3 separate regions of the Homo sapiens genome follow, and regions 1 and 2 are each linked to region 3. Evidence: chromatin loops called from intact Hi-C (ENCODE). Cell type or tissue: OCI-LY7. All regions are shown on one strand. Links, peaks and the distances in the headings refer to the core of each region. The heading gives the core; the rest is flanking DNA.

Region 1 (5,354 bases), core at 289-5,288, 120 kb before region 3:
AAAATAGAAAATCAATAAATGGGAATCTGAGAGAATATTTATTCTCTGGAAAGCGTGATTGAATCATCGCATAATCTGTGTTTTCCCAATCCTCATAGCTGATGCTGGACACCGAATTAGCTAATTGATTAATTGGTGGCTGCTTATTGAGACTTGTATTGCTTTCCATTTGCCTTATTTAGACAAAGTTTTAGTAGATTCACAAAGCTCTCTCTGGAGTGAAAAAGTTACTTGCCTGGTGGACCTATTTTAAACGTCTTCTTTGAAGTCTTCCCTGAGCATCTTCTGCCCCCATCCTCATCTTCACATCATCCATCAGAGTTTGAATCACTTTCTCGGTGCTTTCATGGCATTCTGAGACTACCTCTGCTATGGCACTTGTCACTGCATTGGCTGAGAACTTGCTACTTCCCTCATTAGGATGGAAGATTTTTGAAAGCAAAGGCTGCAATTTATTCATCTTTGGTCTTAGAACAGCCTCTGGTCCGTAGTATAAGTTCAACAAATATATCTAACATGAATGAATAAGAACATATTAATGAAGAAAGGAATGAATACATGAATAAATGAATTGACCATAGATGAAAGCTAAGTGGCCGGAGGAAAACCACTTCCCCCTCTGAATTTCTGTTCACCTATAAAATGAAAGGGGTGGACAAGATTGTTTCTAAGATCCCTTTTAACTCAGACCTTCTGTGATTTATGATTGGAGATGGGAGTAGAAGCCTATGCCCTTCTATGGCCTTCAAAAAGCAATACTAGGAAGAAAATAATAAAGATAAGAGTGGAAATCAGTGAAATAATAAACAGAACAACAGTAAAGAAAATCAATGAAAGCAAAGGCTGTTTCCATGAGAAGACCAATGAAATTGATAAACCTCTAGCTAGATTGATCAACAACAAAAGAGGAAAGACAAAAATACCAATATCAGGAATGAAGGGTGGGGGGCATATCACTTCAGATTCTACAGACATGAAAAGGATTAAAAAGGAGTATTATTAACAACTTTATAGAATAAATTTGGCAACTTAGATAAAATGGACAAATTACTTGAAACACACATATTACCAGAACTGGCCCAAGAAGAAATAGAAAATCTGAATAGCCTTCTATATATTAAAGACTTGAAGCAGTTATTTTTAAAAACTGGCAAAATTCTATCAAACACTTAAAGGTGAAATAATCCTAATCATACATTAATTATTTCAGAAAACAGAGAAAGAAGGAATATTTCCCAATTAATTTTTATGAATCCAGTATTACCCTGATACCACAACCAAAGATATTATAAGGAGGCCAGGTGTGGTGGCTCATGCCTGTAATCCCAGTGCTTTGGGAGGCCGAGGTGGGTGGATCACATGAGATCAGGAGTTCGAGACCAGCCTGGCCAACATGGTGAAATCCTGTCTCCACTAAAAAACACAAAAATTAGCCAGGTGTGCTTTGGGAGGCCGAGGCGGGCAGATCACCTGAGGCTGGGAGTTCAAGACCAGCCTGATCAACATGGAGAAACCCCATCTCTACTAAAAATACAAAATTAGCCGGGCGTGGTGGCACATGCCTGTAATCCCAGCTACTCGGAAGCAGAAGAATCACTTGAACCCAGGAGAAGGAGGTTGCAATGAGCTGAGATTGTGCCATTGCACTCCAGCCTGGGCAACAAGAGCAAAACTCCATCTCAAAAAAAAAAAAAAAAAAAAAATCAGCCAGGTGTGGTGGTGCACGCCTGTGATCCCAGCTACTTGGGAGACTGAGGCAGGAGAATTGCTTGAACCTGGGAGGCAGCGGTTGCAGTGAGCTGAGATTGCGCCACTACACTCCAGCCTGGGCAACAGAACAAGACTCCATCTCAAAAAAAAAAACCCGCGATACACAAACAAATAGTATATCAAGACCAAGTGGGGTGATCTAGAAATGTGGGGCATACAGCTAATAAAGGAAGAAATGTCTTTTTTTAATTAAAAAAACTTTTTTTTTTTCTTAAATAGAGATGGGGTTTCACTATGTTGCCCAGGCTGGTCTCAAACTCCTGGGCTCGAGCAATCCTCCCGCCTTGGTCTCCCAAATTGCTGGGATTACAGGTATGAGCCACCCCTCCTGGCCAAAACTATCTGTTTTTTTTTTTTTTTTTTTTGAGACAGTCTCTCTCTATCACCCAGGCTGGAGTGCAATGGCGCGATCTCGGCTCACTGCAACCTCCGCCTCCTGAGTTCAAGCGATTCTCCTGCCTCAGCCTCCCAAGTAGCTGGGACTACAGGCACACACCACCATGCCCAGCTAATTTTTGTATTTTTAGTAGAGGTGGGGTTTCGCTATGTTGGCCAGGCTGGTCTCAAACTCCTGACCTCAGGTGATCCGTTCACCTCGGCCTCCCAGAGTGCTGGGATTACAGGCGTGAGCCACCACGCCCAGTCCAAACCATCTTTATTCAGTTAATATGACACATATATAGAAAACCCTAAGCAATTAACAAAAGCAATAAACAAAACTGGTAGCACCAATAGGTGAACTGGGCAAAGTTGCAGAATGCAAGGCCAATATGCAAAAATCAGATGTATTTCTATATACTAGCAATAAACAATTGGAAAATGAAATGAGAAGGTGCCATTAGTACCAACAAACAAACATACAGGGTCCAGCCACCTGCAGCCCTGAACTGGAATAAGCAGATTGGAAAATGAATTAATGCACATAAATTATTATAAAATAAAAATTCATCCAGTCTATGATAATTATAAACATGCATGACAGTAAATGATGCAGTTCTTTTTTTTCTTTTTTTTTTTTTTGAGACGGAGTCTCTCTCTGTTTCCTAGGATGGAGTGCAGTGGCTCAGTCTCGGCTCACTGCAAGCTCCACCTCCTGGGTTCAGGCCATTCTCCTGCCTCAGCCTCCCGAGTAGCTGGGACTACAGGTGCCTGCCACCACGCCCGGCTAATTTTTTTCTATTTTTCAGTAGAGACGGGGTTTCACTGTGTTAGCCAGAATGATCTCGATCTCCTGACCTCGTGATCCGCCCGCCTTGGCCTCCCAAAGTGCTGGGATTATAGGCATGAGCCACTGCGCCCAGCCACATCTAATTTTTAAATGTCTTACTAATTTTTATTCTTACAAACATCATCATTATTATTATTATTTTGAGACCAAGTCTCACTCTGTCACCCATGCTGAAATGCAGTGGCACAATCTTAGCTCACTGAAACCTCCACCTGCCAGGTTCACACAATTCTCCTGCCTCAGCTACCCGAGTAGCTGGGATTACAGGCGCGCACCACCATGCCTGGCTAATGTTGTATTTCTGGCAGAGGTGGGGTTTCACCGTATTGGCCAGGCTGATTTCAAACTCCTGAACTCAAGTGATCTGCCTGCCTCAGCCTCCCAAAGTGCTGGGATTACAGGCATGAGCCACCGCACCCAGCCACATCTAATTTTTAAATGTCTTACTATTTTTTATTCTTACAAACATTATCATTATTATTATTATTTTGAGACCAAGTCTCACTCTGTCACCCATGCTGAAATGCAGTGGCACAATCTTAGCTCACTGAAACCTCCACCTGCCAGGTTCACACAATTCTCCTGCCTCAGCTACCCGAGTAGCTGGGATTACAGGCGCGCACCACCATGCCTGGCTAATTTTGTATTTTTGGCAGAGGTGGGGTTTCACCATATTGGCCAGGCTGATTTCAAACTCCTGACCTCAAGTGATCTGCCTGCCTCAGCCTCCCAAAGTGCTGGGATTACAGGCATGAGCCAATGCTCCCAGCCCTACAAACATTACTACTATTGTTATTATTAGAGACAGGGTCTCACTCTGTCGCCCAGGCTGGAGTGCAGTGCAGTGGTGTGATCATAGCTCACTGCAGCCTCGAACTCTTGGCCTCAAGCGATCCTGCTGTCTCAGCTTCCTGAATAGCTAGAACTACAGGTGCGCATTACCATATCCAGCTAATTTTTAATTTTTTTGTAGAGATGGGTTCTTGCTCAGGCTGGTCTTGAACTTCTGGCCTCAAGTGGTCCTCCCTGGCCTCCCAAAGTGCTGGGATTACAGGCATGAGCTACTACTCCTAGCCCTAATCTTTTTTAAATGTATGTAGAGCTCACATTTATTTCAATATTTAATATTAGAACTGTTGGTCAGGCGCAGTAGCTCACACAGAAACACCTTCACAGACACACCCAAACATAATGCTTTATCAGGTTTCTAGGTACCCTTAATCTAGTCAAGTTGACACCTAAAATTACCCATCAAATAGGAAGACTCAATATTGTGTTTCTTTTTCTTTTTTTTTGAGTTGGAGTTTCGCTCTTGTTGCCTAGGCTGGAGTGCAATGGCACGATCTCGGCTCACCACAACCTCTGCCTCCCACGTTCAAGCGATTCTCCTGCCTCAGCCTCCCTACTAGCTGCGATTACAGGCATGTGCCACCACGCCTGGCTAATTTTGTATTTTTAGTAGAGACGGGGTTTCTCCATGTTGGTCAGGCTGGTCTCGAACTCCCGACCTCAGGTGATCCTGAGGCCCACCTCGGCCTCCCAAAGTGCTGGGATTACAGGCGTGAGCCACCATGCCCGGCCGACTCAATATTGTTAAAATGTTAATTCTCCCAAAATTGATATATAGATTCAATACAATCCCAATAATAATTATCCAGTAATTTTTGCAGAAATTGACAAGCTAATTCTAAAATTTATGTGGAAACTCAAAGGGCCTAGGATATCCAAAACTATCTTGACAAAGAAGAGCAAAATAGGACTCATATCACCTGACTTCAAAACCTACTGTACAGCTACAGTAATCAAGTCAAGTATGGTATTGGCATAAGGGTGGACACACAGATCAATAAAGCAGAACAGAGTCCAGAAATAGATCCACACATGTTTTGTCAATTGATTTTTTTACAAATGTGCCAGGGTAGTTTAAAGAGGAAAGGATATCTTTTCAACAAATGATACTAGAACAACTATATAGTCTTAGGGGGAAAAAAATATACCTTGACCCCTTCCTCATAATACACACAAAAATAAACTAGAAAAGGATCACAGAGCTAAAAATATAAGCTAAAATGGTAAAATTCTAAAAGAAAACATAAAAGAAATTTTTTTCTGACTTTGGGGTAGGCGGTGGTTTCTTAGGACACCAAAAGCATTCACCATAAAGGAAACAATAAGCCTGACTCTGTTGAAATTTGAATCTTCTGCTCTTCACACTTTCAGAAAATGAAAAGAGGCCAGACATGGGGGCACGTGCCTATAGTCCTAGCTACTAGGGAGGTTGAGGTGGGAGGATTTCTTGAGCCCAGGGGTTGGAGGCTGCCGTGAGCTATGATTGTACCACTGCACTCCAGCCTGG
Region 2 (5,354 bases), core at 162-5,161, 64 kb after region 3:
AGCTTCTCTACTCCCTCTCAAATCTCTGCCTGGTTTGGACCATCTGCCTCCACTCTTGCCTCTACCATGTTCATCAGGGTGACCCAGAAGTCCTACAAGGTATCCACCTCTGGTCCCTGGGTCTTCAGCAGCTGCTTCTAAATGAATAGGCCCAATGCTGCATTAGCTCCTCAAGGCTCTCCCAAGTGGGTAGCAGCAGTGCTTCTGGGGTGGCCTGGGTCTGAGTGGAGGCTATAGCAGGGCCAGTGGTAATGGGCAGCATCACAGCCATCATGATGAACCAGAGCCTGCTGAGCCCCCTTAAGCTGGAGGTGTAACCGAACATCCAGGCCATGTGTACCCAGGAGAAAGAGCAGATCAAGACTCTTAACAATAAGTTTGCCTCCATCACTGACACGATACAGCTCCTGGAGCAGCAGAACAAGATGCTGCAGAGCAAGTGTAGCCTCCAGTAGCAGCAGAAGACGGCACAGAGCAACATGGACAACATGCTCGAGAGCTACATCAACAACCTTCAGCAGCAGCTGTACATTCTGGGCCAGGAGCAGCTGAAGCTGGAGGCAGAGCTTGGCAACATGGAGGGGCTGCTGGAGGACTTCAAGAATAAGCATGAGGATGAGATCAATAAGTGTACAGAGATGGACAATGCATTTGTCTTCATCAAGAAGTTTACGGACAAAGCTTACATGAAGAATGTAGAGCTGGAGTCTTGCATGGAAGGGCTGATTGACGAGATCAATTTCATCAGGCAGCTGTATGAAGAGGAGATCCAGGAGCTGCAGTCCTAGATCTTGGACACATCTGTGGTCCTGTCCATGGACAACAGCCACTCCACGGACACAGACAGCATCACCACTGAGGTCAAGGACCAGTACGAGATTGCCAACCACAGCTGGGCCAGGCTGAGAACACACACCAGATCAAGTACGAGGAACTGCAGACACTGGCTGGGAAGCATGAAGATGATGTGTCGCACAAAGACAAAAATCTCTGAAATGAACCAGAACATCAGCTGGCTCCAGGCTGAGACTGAGAGCCTCAAAGGCCAGAAGACTTCCCTGGAGGCTGCCATCACGAATGCCAAGCAGCGTGGGAGCCGCCATTAAGGACAGCAATGCGGCTGGCTGCAGTGGCTCACCTCTGTTAATCCCAGTACCTTGGGAGGCCGAGGCAGATGGATTGTTTGAGGCCAGGAGTTCGAGACCAGCCTGGGCAACACAGCAAAGTCCTCTAACAAAAATACAAAAATTAGCTAGTCTTATAACCCAGTCTCAAAAAAATAAATAAAAATTTAAAAATAATTTTTTTTTTTAAAAGACACCACCCCCAAGCAGGCATACTAGGAGCTGAGGAATGTCAAGCTGGCCCTGGACACAGAGGTTGCCACCTACATGAAGCTGCTGGAGGGCAACAAGAACAGGCTGGAGTCTGGGATGCCGAACATAAGTATATATATAAAGACCACCAATGGCTGCTCAGGTGCACTGAGCTTGGCCTATGGGGCCTCACAAGCCCTGGCCTCATCTATGGCTAGGCTCCAGCTTTGGCTCTGGCAGGGGCTCTAGCTCCTTCAGCCGCACCAGCTTCTCCAGGGTTCCTCCAGGTGCCGTAGTTGTAAAGAAAATAGAGACGCGAGATGGGAAGCTGGTGTCCAAGTCCTCTGATGTCCTGCCCAAGTAAATGGCCATGGCAGCCCCTCCCAGCCCATCCCTTCCTGTGGATGCCCCAGAGCCTGTGGAAGAGGCCACTGTGCAGGGGAGCATAGGGAACAGAAGTGAACATAGCCTCACCTAAGAGAGGCTCAGTCCTAGCTCTCAGCCCACTCATGGAGGGAGTTTATTGCCTGGGGTACCCCCCTGGCCCATGACTCCAGCTATAAAACAATTTGTTTTTTGTTTTTTCCAAAATAAAGCCTCAACTACCTCTGCCATTAAAAAAAACAAAAAACAAAAAAACTGCCAGGCTTGGTGGTGTGTGCCTGTGGTCCCAGCTACTCGGGGCGCTTAAGTGGGAGAATCACTTGAGCCCAGGAGGTCAAGGTCACAGTGAACTGTGATTGTGCCATTGCACTCCAGCCTGGGCAACAGAGCAAGACTCTGTCTCAACAATAAAGTTCTAACAAGCAATTCCTCACAAAAGCATGAATGAGTAGATAGTTTAGTTAAGGAAAATGCCTGTGTTATCCAGTTAACCTGAGATGCTATTAGGCTTACCCCACCATGACACTTCCCAGCCCATAATGCCTTAATCCAAATTAGAGGTACACTCTCTAATCCTGAAACTGTTGACAAGTGTGATATGGCAAGAGCTGGCACCCCAAAGCACAATATCCTATGATTTTCAAACTTTTCCTTCTGCCTACCTGCTACTAATTGAACAGCAGGCCCACATCACCACTTTTCTTTCAGAGCCTGATTCTCTATTCCTCCCACCCCCTGCTTCAAGAATGCTATGAGGGTTAGGGGTGTCTATCAAGACCCCCTCAGCAACCAACAGCCATTCCAGAAAAGCTGACATAACCCAGGGCTGCCAACAAGAGCAGCTTCCCAGCAGGATGTTTTAGTAACCTTAACGAGGCAGAGAGCAACGCCTCTCGTAAATTCTGGTTGGAAGAAACAATCTAGAGATGGTGGAAAAGTACAACTTAAAAAGCAAACACCACAGGCTCCAGTAGAGCAGGAAAGCAAGCAGAGATTTCTAAATACAGAGCTCAATTGTAAGAGTTCACTGTACCTTAATTCTCACTATCATCATTTGCTCTGTCAAAAATAGAACCTTCCATGTCTTGATCCATTCAGAATAAGCCACAGCAGGCACAGCTCTGCTTCCACAGGGCAGCCAGGTCAGAAAGGCCACACAGGGAAATGGAAAAGGCAGCCAGCAGGTTTTCTTAGAGATTATACTCCTCTGGGCTTTTATCCTTCTTCCCAGCTATTCTGGTGCCAAGAAAGCTGCAGGGAGGTCTTTGCTCTGCTCTGAAAAAGCTTCAATTCAATCTTCTCACCAGCAGGGCTGAAGCAGTCTCAGGGCTGTAACTCCCTCTGCTGCCCAATGTTTTCTTTGCATGTTGTGATCAGTTTAATTAATTTCAAACTCAAATGTTAAAAGAACTAATGCAGCCCTTTATTTCAAAACATAATCAAAAGAGCATGAGTTCAGACAGGAGGAATATAGATGGAATGCATGGTTCAAAGCTGGATACACTTCTGCATTCACCTACAAATCTCCTCTATCTCGGAAAGGATTTCTTTTATTCAGTTTCATGAAAAGTCTCCTTCACAGGCATGTAGAAAAGCAGGAGCCAGACTTCTTGGTCCTTCCTCACCCGTCCTTAATAACAACATGGCCTTTAGCAGAACTTAAGGCAGGCCTTATTCATCTTTCAAGATCCAATTTAAATAGCACTTAGAATGAGGCATTAAAACCACCTGCTTACCTGTCTGTTTCACTGTATTGATTCAACAGTGTCTAGCTAACAGCAGATGCTCACTATCTAACAGGATTCTAACTAGAACCATGTGCGATACTGGGGGAAGGGAAACCTGTCCATATAAGAATTCAACCAGCAATCACTGGGGGAAGAACCAAAATTCTTAAGAGATAAGAATAAGAGACAGGTGTATTTCTCCAACATACCATTATTCTGCCTAACAATTTGCCTACCAGCTATGCTTGTGGTCCTTTTCAGATTACCAATCTCAGTCTCTTTCCTGTAAACTCTTAACTGATTTTTAATGTACTTGAAAGGCACTTCATTCTTTCCCTATATCCAAATACTTCTCACATTCTGATCTTAGCGATAAAATTCACAAAGACCTCACAGTGACTCAATGAGAGTGTTGAGCAATACTGACCCCATTAAATAATGTACCCAACATATTTAGGTTAGAAACTCTGGTATTCCAGCATCCAGAACTACAAGTGATGAAGACTTTTGTTAGTGCAATAACTCTTATTTATTTTTCTGAACCCTCCCCTTCTCCACCTCCCAATACTGGAAGCTTACCCATCAGGCAGAATTCCTAATCTGCCTCAAAATCTACAGGTCCAAGCTCTGCGAATACCAAGTGCTCAAGGCAACTGCGACCCTTCAGAAAACTAAATACCAGCAACGAATGGTGTTACTGTGTAAAAAGTTTCTACTGCTGAATAGTAAGAAGCAATGTAAATTTTTTAATACAAACAATCCCATAGTATTTATTGCCATCTTGTAGTAACACGAGGGTAATCAAAACAATATGAATAAATGTTCACATTGGACAAAGGACATCTAAAAACAAACTGTATCCTTCTCAACAATTTCTCACTTCATTGATCATTTCTAGTTGGAGACACTTTGTAGCAGAGTAATATTATCTCCTTTTAGCATGATCCGACCTGCAACACAAAAACAACAAAAAGCTATTAATAGCCACACACTCAGATGTTTTACTCTCAGAATTTTGTATCCAGTTTTTGAACAATATTTTGAAAATGCTTTCTTATAAAAATATGTGAACATTTTCAAGTGTCCATATAGTGAAAGGCTTTCTGGCTCCATTAGAATACATTTATCTTTTCAAGAGACTAACATAGGTAGATGACATTTCATGACAAATATCATTTCTATGGACTAAGTCAACTCAATAGGCCTCATACAACATTTCCCAATGCTGAATTTGTAATAAAAGTTTGGAAATGAGTCGTATGTCAAGTTTGGGAAATACAGCATATTATAACTCCATTCTTAAAGCTGTTAGTATATTAAAGACTCCACCCTATCTCTACTAAAAATACAAAATTAGCAGAGCCTGGTGGCGCGTGCCTGTAATCCCAGCTACTTGGGAGGCTGAGGCAGGAGAATTGCTTGAATCCGGGAGGCGGAGGTTGCAGTGAGCCAAGATGGCACCATTGCACTCCAGCCTGGGCAACAAGAGCAAAATTCATCTCCAAAAAAAAAAAAAAAAAAAAAAAAAAAAAAAAAAGACTCCATCCTACAATAAACAAACCTGTTTTACCCAAAATTTCCTAAGGTTATTTAAGACAATACTTTTCTGAGAAATTTATAAACATCTTCAGGAACACTGGTGTTCACTGGTAGAACGGTTTGAGACACGTTGATCAACTCCAACAGTAATTAAACTGTTCTACTTTCCCAGGCTTCTGCAGGTATTAATAACATTCTATTCTACAGGATAAATACTACCATGGGAATTCAACAGTTGGTAAATAATTTATGAATAATATGACCTCAGTAAGGCTAAGCTTGCCCGTCCTGGCAAGACATCTTTAAATCTAAAAAACCCGGCTGGGTATGGTGGCTCACACCTATAATCCCAGCACTTTGGGAGGCCAAGGTGGGTGGAATGCCTGAG
Region 3 (5,354 bases), core at 108-5,107:
AATAAAAAAAAATGTTTGGCCGCCTTAAAGTATAATTATCCCTTCCCCATGGCTTAACGCAGTCAGCAGGTGACATTCCTCTAACCATGGACATTGCTTCACTATGGTCATCTGACCCAATTCACACCAGTGAGATGTTAGGGAGGCTAGGGTTGTTGTAAAATATTCTTTCTTTCTCTCTTTCTCTCACTTTCTTTCTTTCTCTCTCTTCCTTCCTTCCTTTCTTCCTTTCTTTTTCTTTTCTTTCTTTCTTCTTTCTCTCTCTTCCTTCCTTTCTTCCTTTCCTTTCTTTTTTCTCTCCCTTCCTTCACTTCTTCCTTTTTCTCTCTCTTCCTTCCTTCCTTTCCTTTTTCTTTCCTTCTCTTTCTTTCTTTCTCTTTCTTTCTTCCTTTTTCTTTCTTTCTTTCCTCTCTCTTTTTCTCTTTCTTTCCTTTTCTTTCTCTCTCTCTCTCCTTCCTTCCTTCCCTCCTTCCCTCCCTCCCTCCTTCCTTCCTTCCTCCCCCTCCCCTCCCCTCCCCTTCCCTTCCTTTTTTCTTGAGACGGGGTCTCACTCTGTTGTCCAGGTTGGAGTGCAGTGGCATGGTCTTGGCTCACCACAGCCTCAACCTCTGGGGGCTGAAGCAATCCTCCCACCTCAGTCTCTTGAGTAGCTGGGACTACAGGTTCACGCCACCATGCCCAGCTAATTTTGGGGTATTTTTTGTAAAGACAGGGTTTTGCCATGTAACCCAGGCTGGTTTTTGAACTCCTGAGCTTAAGCAATTTGCCCATCTTGGCTTCCCAAAATGCTGGGATTACAGGCATGAGCCATTGTACACGTCCTCTCATTCTTTTTTTTTTTTTTTTTTTTTTTTTGAGACAGAGTCTGGCTCTGTCATCCAGGCTGGAGTGCAGTGGTGCCATCTTGGTTCACTGCAACCTCCACCTCCTGGCTTCAAGCAATTCTCATGTCTCAGCCTCCTGAGTAGCTGGGATTACAGGTGTGCACCCCCATGCCTGGCTAATTTTTGTATTTTTAGTAGAGATGGGGTTTCACCATGTTGGCCAAGGTGGTCTCGAACTTCCAACCTGAGGTGATCCGCCCACCTCAGCCTTCCAAAGTGCTGGAATTACAGGCGTGAGACATCTTGCCCAGCGGCCCTCTCATTCTTAAGCTCTATTGATTGCCAGCTATCTCTCTTTCTGGACAAAGTGGTTTAGGGATGTGAGGCCAGCAATTTTTTCACCATGGGAAAAGCTGTCCCCCACATAAAGCTCGGACAGCAGATGCAGAGTAAAGATATGGAAAAACAGTAAAAAACAACTCTGGCCGGGCACGGTGGCTCACGCCTGCAATCCCAGCACTTTGGGAGGCTGAGGCAGGCGGATCATGAGGTCAGGAGATCAAGACCATCGTGGCTAACATGGTGAAACCCTGTCTTTACTAAAAATACAAAAGATTAGCTGGGCGTGATGGCACACACCTGTAGTCCCAGCTATTCAGGAGGCTGAGGCAGGAGAATTACTTGAATCCAGGAGGCATAGGTTGCAGTGGGCCGAGATCGTGCCACTGCACTCCAACATGGGTGACAGAGTGAGACCCCGTCTCAAAAAAAAGAAAAACTGAACTACACCAATCTCGGAGTCTGCCCAGGTCTCACTATAATGTAAGCCAGTAAATTTTTATCATTTAAGCCAGGTTGAGGTTTTTGTTTAATCTAAAAAAACCCACATATCTGACAAAGAAGTTGTATCCCAAATATATAAACAACTCTCAAAACTCAATAATAAAATAACACCAACCCAATCAAGAAAATGGGCAAAAAACTTAAAGAGACATTTCACCAGAAAAGATAAACAGACAGCAAGTAAGCACAAGAGAAGATGATTGGCTTCATTAGTCATTAGGAGCAACATGGCGAAACCCCATCTCTACAAAAAAAGAAAAAACTGATATATAAATAACAAGGTAAGGTTAGTGGACGAAGACTTCCTGGAAAGGATAAGCAGAGGTTATAAGGATAAAATCTTGCAAGAATATGAAAGCATTTTGGAAAGTATAACTTAGAAAAGTACAGGTTTCATAATTTGTTTGTATCACCCGTAAGTTCTAGCATAATATTGCAATATGTTGCTGGTATTTGGTAAATGTTTCTTATTCGTTCTTATTATAGGGTTCATAAATAAACTGTTCAATGAGTGGAAAAGCATTCAAGTCAAAGGGGAGTGTCCAGAAAAGATTCCTACAGCCCCAGACCTGAGTCAGGTCCCAAGGACTTTTCCCCTTGTTATGGACAGACTTTAGGGTTGGCCACCTGTTATTTTCTTGATCCAGGATAATTGAGGTCACACTTTTAGCTATGGCATGGTTTGCAGTTTGAGTAGCTGGTATCAATCTTGTGCTTCCTGTTCTACAGAAAGATGTAGGTTCTGATGGGTATGGGGACACAAGATGCCACTTGCCCAGGTGGGCATATTTCCTGCAGCAGCCCCCTCTGCATGACTTCCCCTCCTGCCTGACTGCCAGGCTCAGTGTTCTGCAGAAACCAGCATTGATGACATCTCATTTCTCAGATCTGCAAGGGCCCCCTCAGCTGCAGATTGGTAATGTGACAATTAAACTTCAAGTGCGCAAAGTCTCAGGTATGAGGCACACAGCAGCAATCACCTCCGGTAGTCAGCATCTTGCTAGCTAGCCCACCTGCACCCCAAACATCTGGTGATGCTATGATTTGCAGAAGTGAAAGAAAACTGTTTAATTAACCATCTTCTCTCACCTCTCTGGGGCCATAAAAGCTCTTGACTTTCCCCCATCAAAAGGATCTCTTCCCTTCCCAACAAGCTATACAATAGAATGTAAAGAATTAATTTTATTCTAATAGATCCTATAATACTCTTTCCTTTAGGAAACCTCCTAGCTGAACACTTCACCTGGACAATGAAATTCAACTTTTTTTCCCCAAGTTTTCCTTCATTCTGAACTCTAAAATGTACTTATGTTTTTCAATGAAAACACCCTACTCCTACTTCACCTATTGTTGTTTTGGTTTTCTGTCATTGCAGATTGGGTCTTCATAAGTACACCTATCTTAAATTTTAATATCATAGAAGACAGGCACTGGCTCTGAGCTTATATCGTAGAACCTAGCAATACATAATTTTTACGATAATAAACACATTACATAGCTGAGAAAACAAAGGTGTAGTTAAAAAATATTCACAGCTTTCCAGCTCCCTCCCCCTCTAGAAATTCCCTTCCTGTATCTAAGGAAAAGAAAGGGGATTCCATGAGTCACCAAGAAGTTTGGAAACTGAAAGCCACCCATTCCCTGCCAAAATGTTTTTTGGGGATATATTTTTAAAATGCAATAAGGCAGCCAGACACAGTGGCTCATGGCTGTAATCCCAGCATTCTAGGAGGTCAGGGCCAGAGGATCTCTTTGAGGCCAGGAGTTCAAGACCAGCTTAGGCAACGTAGCAAGACCACATCTCTACTTGAGGGGAAAAAAAATCCAATAAGGTAAAAGATCTACTTTTTATCTCTTTTCCCCTTTTCATATGCTCAGAACTACAGTCCCAAACAAAGGATTCATAAATTAGAAGTCATTTCACATATATTTATATTTATTATTATTTCTTAGTTTAAAAATGTTTTTTACATTCAATGCCAAAACATAGATACTGCATTCTGTAACCCCACCCACTACCCTCACATACCCATAACACTTCCCTCCTCTCCTGGTTTCCTCAGGGCGAACAGGCAATGCCCAAGTCCTCCTGCTTACCTACCATGAACTCTTACTTTGCTCCAGTTCTCCCACTAGGGCTCAGATGCCCTGTTAGTTTCATCCTTCTAGTTGCGGCCAAACCTGGGAGATTCTTTTCCAGAGGCAGGAAGTACTATGAAAGCCTGGGGAAATTTCCCAACCCCACCCACAGAAGCTAAGTCAGGAAAAGCCTGTAGAGGTGATTCATGGGCTTTAAGTTCATGCATCCTAAACAAAGGTGGCCACCCAGAGCTGTCTTCTAGTCAACTCGACCACAAACCATGGAATGGCTCCTATGCCAGGAGAGACCAAGGCTGGTGGCAAGGGGAAATTTTCTAACCAATCAGCTTTCCCCCTAGGCTGTGAAGAAAAGTCCCTGAGGGGGAGGCTGTGGGACCAAGTAGGGGAAAATGAAAAGCAACACCTGGGTTAGCCAGGTGTAGAAAGAACAAGCATCCCTGGGCTGACCCGGGAGGCTCTCTCTTCAACAATGGGTGCATAAATTAGAACCTGAACTTCGGTGGCAATCAATTTACACCAGTGTAACAAATCCAGAGCTCAGATGATGTTTAAAGTGACGGGGATGGCCAGGCTTGCTGGTTCACACCTGTAATCCCAGCACTTTGGGAGGACGAGGCAGGTGGATCACGAGGTCAGGGGATCGAGACCATCCTGGCCAACATGGTAAAACCCCATCTCTACAAAATACATAAATAAATAAATAAATACACACACACACACACACACACACACACAAATATTAGCTGGGCGTGGTGGCATATGCCTGTAATCTCAGCTACTCGGGAGGGTGAGGCAGGAGAATTGCTTGAACCTGGGAGTCAGAGGCTGCAGTGAGCCAAGATCATGCCACTGCACTCTAGCCTGGTGACAGAGCAAGACTCCGTCTCGAAAGAAAGAAGAAAGAAAGAAAGAAAGAGAGAGGGAGGGAGGGAGGGAAGGAAGGAAGGGATGGGGACTGAAAAGGCTGCCAGCTTGGTTCTATCATTAAGGCTGTTAGCATTCTTTTTTCTTGTTGTTGCTCAATATAATCCATAGCCTCACAAGTTATAACATTCTTGACGCAAGGAACAATGAATCTCTGGCCTCCATATATTCTGTGACAGCAGAAATTTCCCAGGCAGTACAGATGTAGGACCCAAATAGGTTTCAAATCCATTTTTTTTTTTTTTTTTTTGAGACAGGGTCTTACTCTGTCACCCAGGCTGGAATGTAGTGGCGTGATCTCAGCTCACTGCAGCCTTCACCTCCCAGGCTCAAGCAATCCTCCCACCCCAGCCTCCTAAAGTAGCTGGGACTACGGTGCTCGCCACCGCGCCTGGCTAATTTTTCAATTTTTTGTAGAGATGGGGTTTCATCATGTTGCCCAAGTTGGTCTCAAACTCCTGGGTTCAAGTGATTCTCCCACCTTGGCCTCCCAAAGTGCTGGGATTACAGGCATGAGCCACTGCACTCAGCCCCAAAAAACTTTGTCAACCACTGCTCAGTAATGCCTGACTTTGGTACAGCCCTTTGATTTCAAGTACATTTGGTTCCTCCAGCAATCATCAAAGGTTGTTAGCCTCGCTTCCTCTGCAATGATTAGGAAGG

What was found. A loop is a pair of places that touch in the nucleus more often than their neighbours do. Peaks named below come from ENCODE experiments on the same cell type or tissue, not always from the same donor. Only the 100,000 strongest peaks of a DNase experiment are listed, where the experiment ranks them.
Region 1: it touches region 3 in a loop (12-fold over the local background); 3 of 110 quality-filtered maps call a loop at or near these places.
Region 2: it touches region 3 in a loop (2.9-fold over the local background); 3 of 110 quality-filtered maps call a loop at or near these places.

Annotation. Positions count from the first base shown.
Region 1 is chr1:204,051,403-204,056,756 of GRCh38, reverse strand. No RefSeq gene overlaps it. Among named protein-coding and RNA genes, the nearest start is that of LINC00303, 13 kb to the right of the region's middle. In OCI-LY7, for the core only: no CTCF peak of the experiment used is centred there; no DNase peak of the experiment used is centred there.
Region 2 is chr1:203,868,900-203,874,253 of GRCh38, reverse strand. SNRPE (small nuclear ribonucleoprotein polypeptide E) reads right to left here. Exons shown (of 5, transcript NM_003094.4): 5 at 3,102-4,377. The coding sequence ends at 4,322. It also overlaps the pseudogene KRT8P29. Among named protein-coding and RNA genes, the nearest start is that of SNRPE, 10 kb to the right of the region's middle. In OCI-LY7, for the core only: CTCF peaks have their summits at 2,822 and 3,024 (motif pointing left); a DNase peak (open chromatin) is centred at 3,013.
Region 3 is chr1:203,932,802-203,938,155 of GRCh38, reverse strand. No RefSeq gene overlaps it. Among named protein-coding and RNA genes, the nearest start is that of SNRPE, 74 kb to the right of the region's middle. RefSeq lists enhancers at 1-323, 324-825. In OCI-LY7, for the core only: no CTCF peak of the experiment used is centred there; a DNase peak (open chromatin) is centred at 2,645; H3K4me3 peaks cover 2,190 bases; H3K27ac peaks cover 4,120 bases.